Regions from separate parts of the Homo sapiens genome. Here region 1 is linked to region 2. The links are chromatin contacts, found by Hi-C or POLR2A ChIA-PET in ENCODE. All regions are on one chromosome and are shown on one strand. The core of a region is the stretch at or near the end of the contact, and the rest is flanking DNA. Distances in the headings are between cores, read along the strand shown.

Region 1 (3,905 bases), core at 1,217-3,716, 230 kb after region 2:
GCAGTGGCATGATCTCGGATCACCACAACCTCCACCTCCTGGGTTCAAGCGATTTTCCTGCCTCAGCCTCCCCTAATAGCTGGAATTATAGGTGTGCGCCACCACACCCAGCTAATTTTTGTATTTTTAGTAGAGATGGGGTTTTGCCATCTCTACTAAAGATGTTGGCCAGGCTCATCTTGAACTCCTGACATCAGGTGATCCACCTGCCTCAGCCTCCCAAAGTGTTGGGATTACAGGCATGAGCCACCTCGCCCGGCCCGTAATAGGATTAAATACCACATCTGGCATTGGCCAGAGCAAATGAAGATGGACACTTTTTGCATAATCGTAATTACACTGACACTTCCAAATGCTATCCTCGCATAACTTCCAGGTGCTTTGAAATGATGTTTCAACATCGGGAGTAGAAAATGAGGGAGCTGTAGTTTTCTGAATTTTAAAATGTTTTCAAGTGGCTGGCCGCAGTGGCTCACACCTGTAATCCCAGCACTTTGGGAAGCCGAGGCAGGTGGATCACGAGGTCAGATCGAGACCATCCTGGCTAACACGGTGAAACCCTGTCTCTACTAAAAATACAAAAATTAGCCTGGTGTGGTGGCAGGCACCTGTAGTCCCAGCTACTTGGGAGGCTGAGGCAGGAGAATGGCGTGAAACTGGGAGGCAGAGCTTGCAGTGAGCCGAGATCATGCCACTGCACTCCAGCCTGGGCGACAGAGTGAGACTCTGTCTCAAAAAAAAAAAGTTTTCAAAATTTGAAAATCATACACATTATAAGGGAATTAGGAGTAAACTCTTAGGCAGGGAGCAGTAGCTCACGCCTATAATCCCAGCACTTTGGGAGGCCAAGGTGGGCAGGCCCAGGAGTTCAAGACCAGCCTGGTCAACATGGCAAAACCGTGTTGCTACTAAAAATACAAAAATTAGCCAGGCATGGTGGCGTGCGCCTGTAATCCCAACTATTCGGGAGGCTGAGGCACAAGAATCGCTTGAACCTGGGAGGTGGAGGTTGTAGTGAACAGAGATCGCCTCACTGCACTTCAGCCTGGGTGACAGAGCGAGACTCTGTCTCATTTAAAAAAAAAACAAACTCTTATCTTCAGGTTATTAGGAATGTCCTAGACAGAAGCAGTAGCGTAAAGCAAGCAGGAGACACCTGATGACATCTCTGACAAAGCACCACCCCAAATCTCTAGAACCTTAATAACAGGAAATCAGAGCCACATAGTCCCATAGAGCAGAAGAGTAAGCTGATAATGTATGTTTTTGAACAATGGACCCAAGAGAATGGGAGGGAAATGGGAATCTGAAGCATGCTGCCATTTGCTGACAGCTGAACAACACCCTCTGAGTTAAATTTAGTCATTTCACTCCCCAGAAATATTTACTACTTTTAGAAATATACAAAAATCTCTATTCTCCAGTAAAATAACTTTTTAAAATGTACTTTGTCTTATAATCAAATCCAGTTTTAACCTGTAGACAGCAGTGAGTCGGCCAGGTGCAGTGGCTCACGCCTGTAATCCTAGCACCTTGGGAGGCTGAGGTGGGTGGATCACCTGAGGTCAGGAGTTTGAGACCAGCCTGGCCAACATGGTGAAACCCCATCTCTATGAAAAATACAAAAATCAGCCAGGCGTGGTAGCACATGCCTGTAATCCCAGCTACTTGAGAGGCTGAGGCAGAAGAATCATTGAACCCGGAGGGGCGGAGGTTGCAGTGAGCTGAGATCGTGCCACTGCACTCCAGCCTGGGCGAAAGAGTGAGACTGTCTCAAAAAAAAAAAAAAAAAAAAAGACAGTAGTGAGTCAACCAAAGGAGTACAATCTTAAGCAATATGGAGATACTACTGTAACTCACACTGGTCACATGCAGAAAAAGTATATTCTAGCTAAACTGAGTAACTCACAGTATAACTTCTCCCACCCAATAAGCAGCATCTTAAAAATGAACTTTTCTCTTATAGGTTAACAATAAATCAGCTAAAAGAGGGGCAGCTCCAGTAACTGCCTAGGGAATACATAGAAGAGAATAGGTTAGTTAGTTGTGACTCTGGCTTTCAGTGGTGCTAAAGTTAGGCCCCTCCAGCCATACTGTAAAAGAGGATAATTAGTACAGACACGAGTTTCAGAGTAAGTTCTGGACTGACAAAAGGACAAAGCTCCATAGACTGTGTGTGTGTGTGTGTGTTTTAAAGGACAAAGTTTCTAGAATGCTGCCTTCATTGGCAATGGCTTAGAATTATTCCTTCCAAATTTTAAATACAATCATTGAGATCCACTTTGTGGGGAGAATGAGCAAGAAATAGGAAGAATGGCCTTCTTTTGACAGAGTAGGAAAATTACAGAGATTGTTGGGATAACTATCTTCATTAGGCTGTTTCATGGAGTATTACTATCACTGGTATTTATACTCATAATGGAAAAAAGCAGGCTTGCTCTATGCTTGATAGCAGTTAAGGAGCCTTGCTGACCCCTGCTGGCTGATCCTGTAATTGTAGAATCTGCACAAATTGAAAGGGATCCAACAATTAAGGACAAAAGGAAGAACTACAGATTCTTTCCTAACCCTGAGAATTTAGCAGAATTTCTGATTCTGGGGCCAGCCTCATCTTTATTAAGGAGGTGGTAGAAGGAGAGGGTGGTCCAATCACATTTCATTTTCTCCCCCTTTATTTACAGAAGTGAAATGTAATTCCTTCCCACACTCTTTCCACTCTAGATTGTCTCCCACCTCCTAAAAATATGGGCAAAGACCCAAGATTCCTAAGGGCTCCTACCTGTAACTCATGAGTCCAGGGTGGCAGTCAGGCCGAGGGTCACTATCGAAGGACTATGCCATCTTAACAATTTCACACTTGGGTGATTGGAATTTCGAAGGTCCAGCTCTTTTCCTCTGGCATGAAACCAATGGGAGAAGAAAAAAAACAACCACACAGAGCCACTGGCCGACTCACCATTTCATCAGGAACATGAGCTCTCCACTGGAGTCTGTAGCTCCAATAATCCGCTCCGGCTCCAAACCTCGAGCAAAGCCTCGTGGCTTTTCTGACTGTAAAAACAAGATGGGTAGAACAATTTTATCTATATGGGACTATTATCCAGACTGGAACCATTCCTGTGTCTCTGATTAATGTAATCACAAACTCTTTTTTTTTTTTTTTGAGACGGAATCTCACTCTGTCGCCCAGGCTGGAGTGCAGTGGTGCGATCTCGGCTCACTGCAGCCTCTGCCTCCCAGGTTCAAGTGATTCTCCTGCCTCAGCCTCCCAAGTAGCTGGGACCACAGGCACATGCCACCACGTCAGCTAATTTTTTGTATTTTTAGTAGAGACCCAGTTTCTCCGTGTTAGTCAGGATGGTCTTGATCTCCTGACCTTGTGATCCGCCCGCCTCGGCCTCCCAAGGGGCTGGGATTACAGGTGTGAGCCACCGTGCCCGGCCCAATCACAAACTCTTTTGCCAATATTTCACCAATACCTTGGCTCAAGTAAGAGAGCTGTTAGAATCCTTTGGAGTGATTATTCATCAATGTCTGAAGCGCATGAGATTTTCCCTATGTGAAAAGGGACATACAGCCCAAGCAAAATCAATGTTTACAACTATCTCTTCACTCTCAAAAAACAACTTACTTTAAGATACTGATTAAGTCAAAATAGCCACCTCACACCTTTAATGATTAAATATTGAAAACTATTTTTTACAAGAATGAATTCACTTGCCCTTATATCTGTCCCCAGCAAGTTTTCCATTTACTGCTCCTGTACCATGGATAAAAAGTAAGAGATCATGTGGCTTCATGACAGTACACTCTCACTTTGTAGGCATTAGCCTACCTAAGATTTCAGGACTAAGAAGAGACAGCTGCTAATATCAGGGAAGAAGCAGAACAAAACTACTTTGACA
Region 2 (3,637 bases), core at 1-2,500:
AAAGGTGGCTGCTGCTGCAGCCTTCTTCACGAAGGCACAAGGGCAAAGTCTGCAGAGAGGAGGAGGCCCCTGTGAACCAGGCTGGGGGAGGGATGGATGGGCCCAGGTCAAAACTCAGCCCCTAGATTTCTGGTGTGTCAGGCAGATGAGGAAGGGCAGGGTCTGCACCTGAGTAGGTCCATGCCCAGCAGGGCTTCCCCCTCCCCAACTGGCTCCTTCGTCCACACAGCCTCGTTGCCAATGCAGACACCATGCTCGTTGGCGCCCATCTCAGCCCCCCATAGCCAAGAAGGACGGCTCAGAATCACAGCGTGCGTCTTCGACACCTGTTCCACTTCAATGTAGGTGCACTGGAGGTGAGGGAGGAGAAAGGAAGCGTCCACTCATAGAGGGGCGGCCCCTCGAGTGTGGCACTCTGCCAATTACCTTATAGATCCCTTTGAGGAAGGTCTCATTCCCATTTTACAGAAGAGGAAACTGAGGTAGACTGAGGCTACATAATGAGCTCAGGTCCAGGTTGGTAGACCTAAAGCTCATGCTCTTCCACTACTTCTGGCAGCCTCCCAGGTGTGGGGAGCAGGGAAGAAGGTCTTAAAAGAATGCAGAGATCTGCCACACCTCCCAGCACCCCATAAAGTCTAACCCACCTGGAGCCGGCTCCCAGGAGTGTGAGTGCCTGCGGGGACAAACACCACCTCCTGCACCTCGTCCCGGGGTCGGTCCGAGTTCTTGGCAAAGATCACAGCCGGGATGGCTGAGGCCGGGGGCACGGAGACAAAGCAGTCGCAGGAACATGGGGAGTCAGGGCTCGACGACGCCATCTGGGGAGAGGCGGGCCTCTCCATAACCCTGGCCACGGCTCAGCCCCGAGGAGCAGCCTACCCCCACACGTGTAAAAGACGCGCAAGGAAGACACCGCCGTGGCTCCTGGACGCTCGGCGCACACACCATGGACGGGTGTGCGGGAACGGAGGTGCCCACCCTCTCCCCAGGCTCCAGGCTTGGGAGTCCGCAGGCGGGCACTCCGGGGGTCCCGCCCCCACTGGGAGTCCCGGCCCTTCGGAGCAGTCGTGGGACCGTCCCCCTCGCTACCCCACCAAGAGTCCTGCGGCCCTGCGCATGCCCAGATACCCGACCCTCTTCTGTCCAACCCTTCTCTCACCCCCAGTACTGTATTCCCCTCACCCTCTCTTCCTCCAAGACCCCAGCTCGGTCCCGGGTGCCACCTCCTCCGCTTCTGGCCAGGGCCGCCCCATTGGGCGGAGACTCTCAGGTGACCTGGAAGGCCTTCGGCCTCGGGGTCGGAGCCGGAACGGAGCCTGCAGCTCCGCCGTTTTCCACCAGGGCGCGCGCCTGCACCACTTCCCGGAGCAGAGCGGCCTTGCGAGTCCCACCTGGCTCCCTGTCCTACCCAGGCGCCCATTTGAGGCCTGACAAAGGCTGCTAACCCCACGGAGTCACTGCGGGGAGCTGGAGCTGGGGGTGGAAAGGATCCCGCGTGAAAAGGGAGACTTTGTCAGAGAAAGGGGACTGCTGGGACATCTGGAGATTAAGGAAGAACCTCAGATACTTGAGTCCTGGTTTGAATCCCAGAGGCGCAATCCCAGGCTGGAGGCGCCTAGGGGAATAAGATACAGAATACGAGAGTGGTGGAGGCTGGGTGCGGGGGGCTCGCACCTGTAATCCCAGCACTCTGGGAGGCGGTGGTGGGAGGATCACTTGAACCCAGGAGTTCAACACCAGCCTGGGTAACACAGCAAGACCTCGCCTCTACAGAAAATATTTTAAAATTAGCTGGGCGTGGTGGTGCGTGCCTCTAGTCCCAGCTGCTCTGAAGGCTGAGGTGGGAGGATCTCTTGAGCCAGAGAGATTGAGGCTGCAGTGAGCCAAGATCACACCGCGGTACTCCAGCCGCGGTGACAGAGCAAGACCCTGTCTCTTAAAATAAATAAATAAGGGAAAGTGTGCACAAAACCCATCTGATCCCAGAGGACCTATCTGTCTGATAGTGCTCAAACCCATAGGAAGATCGCTTTAAAGGGAAATTTAGAACTTTCTAGTTCAAAGATTTGGTGCCTTTACCTGTAGTGAAACTGAAACCACAAAGAAGTCTTGGCCAAAGGTGACACACAGTCATGTGGAGGTACACTCTGATCCCAAATGTTTTGATTTTCAGTTCATTTTTCTCTACAAACCATCTCTCCATAGCCATCATTAAGACAAATGCATCTTACACCCTTTTGCTCTGTGGAGCCCTCCAGAATGGAGAGAGGGGAGATGCTGCAGGTTATCTGCTTCTAGGGGTTGCACTGAATCTATAGATGGCTTTGAGTAGTATGCACATTTTAGCAATAGTAATTCTTCCAATCCGTGAGCATGAAATATCTTTCCATGTCTTTGTGTCTTCTTCAGTTTCTTTCATCAATATCTTATTTTCAGAGTACAGATCTTTCACCTCTTTGGTTAAATTTATTCCTAAATATTTTATTATTTTGGTAGCTATTGTAAATGGGACTATTTTCTTGATTTCTTTTTTGTATAGTTTGTTATTAGTGTATAGGAACACTATTGACTTTTGTACATTGACCTTGTATCCTCTGACTTTACTGTATTTGCTTAACAATTCTAACAGTGGGCCGGGTGTGGTGGCTCATGCCTGTAATCCTAGCACTTTGGGAGGCTGAGGTGGGCGGATCCCCTGAGGTTGGGAGTTCAAGACCAGCCTGGCTCACGTGGAGAAACCCCATCTGTACTAAAAATACAAAATTAGCCAGGCGTGGTGGCACATGCCTGCAATCCCAGCTACTTGGGAAGACTGAGGCAGGAGAATCGATTGAACCTGGGAGGCGGAGGTTGCGGTGAGCTGAGATCGCGCCATTGCACTCCAGCCTGGGCAACAAGAGCAAAACTCCGTCTCAAAAAAAAAAAAAAGAAAGAAAGAAAGAAAGAAAACAATTCTAACAGTGTTTTAGTGGAGTTTGGCCTTCTTTCAAGCCTACTGTGCTAGGGTGCTGGCGGTCAGTCATGCTAGGATTAATGGGAAGGTGAAGGCTGTTTCTGATACAGTGTCGGGGAGGGATTGTGAGGTTGCCAATTAATGTCATTCCAGAAGCAAACATCGAAGCTGCGTGCTGAGAAATCTGGGCACCTGAAGCAGCTTGCAGGAAGGCGGGTTCATCTCCTGCAGTTTCCCGGCTTCCCACTGTGGGGCGGAAACAGGCAGGAGGAGAGGCAGAGAGAGGCCACAGCGCACCCCCAGGTTGCAGTTTCCAGGCTGTCTTCTTCTCTGTCACTTTCTCATTTCTTATTTCATTCACCCACCCTAGAGGTTAGGAGTAGATTCTACTTCCACTTCCCAGGAGAGGAACCCAGAGAGCCAGCCCAGATGTTCTGATTTCCCTAACCCTTTCCTGGGCCATCCATGATCCTCCTGCCAGGCACCCCATCTGAGGGGGGTCAGAGGTGGCTTTGGGTTCCGTCGTGGGGGGGATGGGGGGCAGGCCAGCCAGGCAGCATTTCCAGCAAGGAAGCAAGTGTCAGAGCCCCACCAAAGGCCCCTGCTAAGAATGCAGGTCAGCGGGAGGAGCTGCATGGGGAGGAGGGGTGGCCCCAGCCCTGCCCAGACAGGCCCAGCCGG

Evidence for each region. Hi-C counts contacts between places; a loop is a spot of excess contacts on that map. ChIA-PET counts read pairs that join two places held with the same protein, here RNA polymerase II (POLR2A). Pooled maps may share reads with other maps.
Region 1: a loop to region 2 is called in a map of naive thymus-derived CD4-positive, alpha-beta T cell, with 6 times the contacts of the local background. The contact joins the enhancer-like site here to the promoter of SCRN2 in region 2. A Hi-C loop is called at or near these places in 2 of 168 maps with a recorded cell type or tissue (lower leg skin and naive thymus-derived CD4-positive, alpha-beta T cell) and 9 of 50 pooled maps. POLR2A ChIA-PET finds 5 or more read pairs at or near these places in 2 of 52 experiments (A549 and Caco-2).

The regions. Positions count from the first base shown.
Region 1 is chr17:48,072,050-48,075,954 of GRCh38, forward strand. It overlaps CBX1 (chromobox 1), which reads right to left. Exons shown (of 5, transcript NM_001127228.2): 4 at 2,957-3,051. Among named protein-coding and RNA genes, the nearest start is that of NFE2L1, 26 kb to the left of the region's middle. Within about 2 kb of position 2,467, at least 5 of the 41 ENCODE cell types and tissues checked have a DNase peak (open chromatin) inside an H3K27ac peak, as active enhancers do.
Region 2 is chr17:47,840,023-47,843,659 of GRCh38, forward strand. It overlaps SCRN2 (secernin 2), which reads right to left and starts at 1,251. Exons shown (of 8, transcript NM_138355.4): 1 at 1,186-1,251; 2 at 648-821; 3 at 169-350. The coding sequence starts at 821. RefSeq lists enhancers at 720-819, 723-1,278, 3,101-3,150.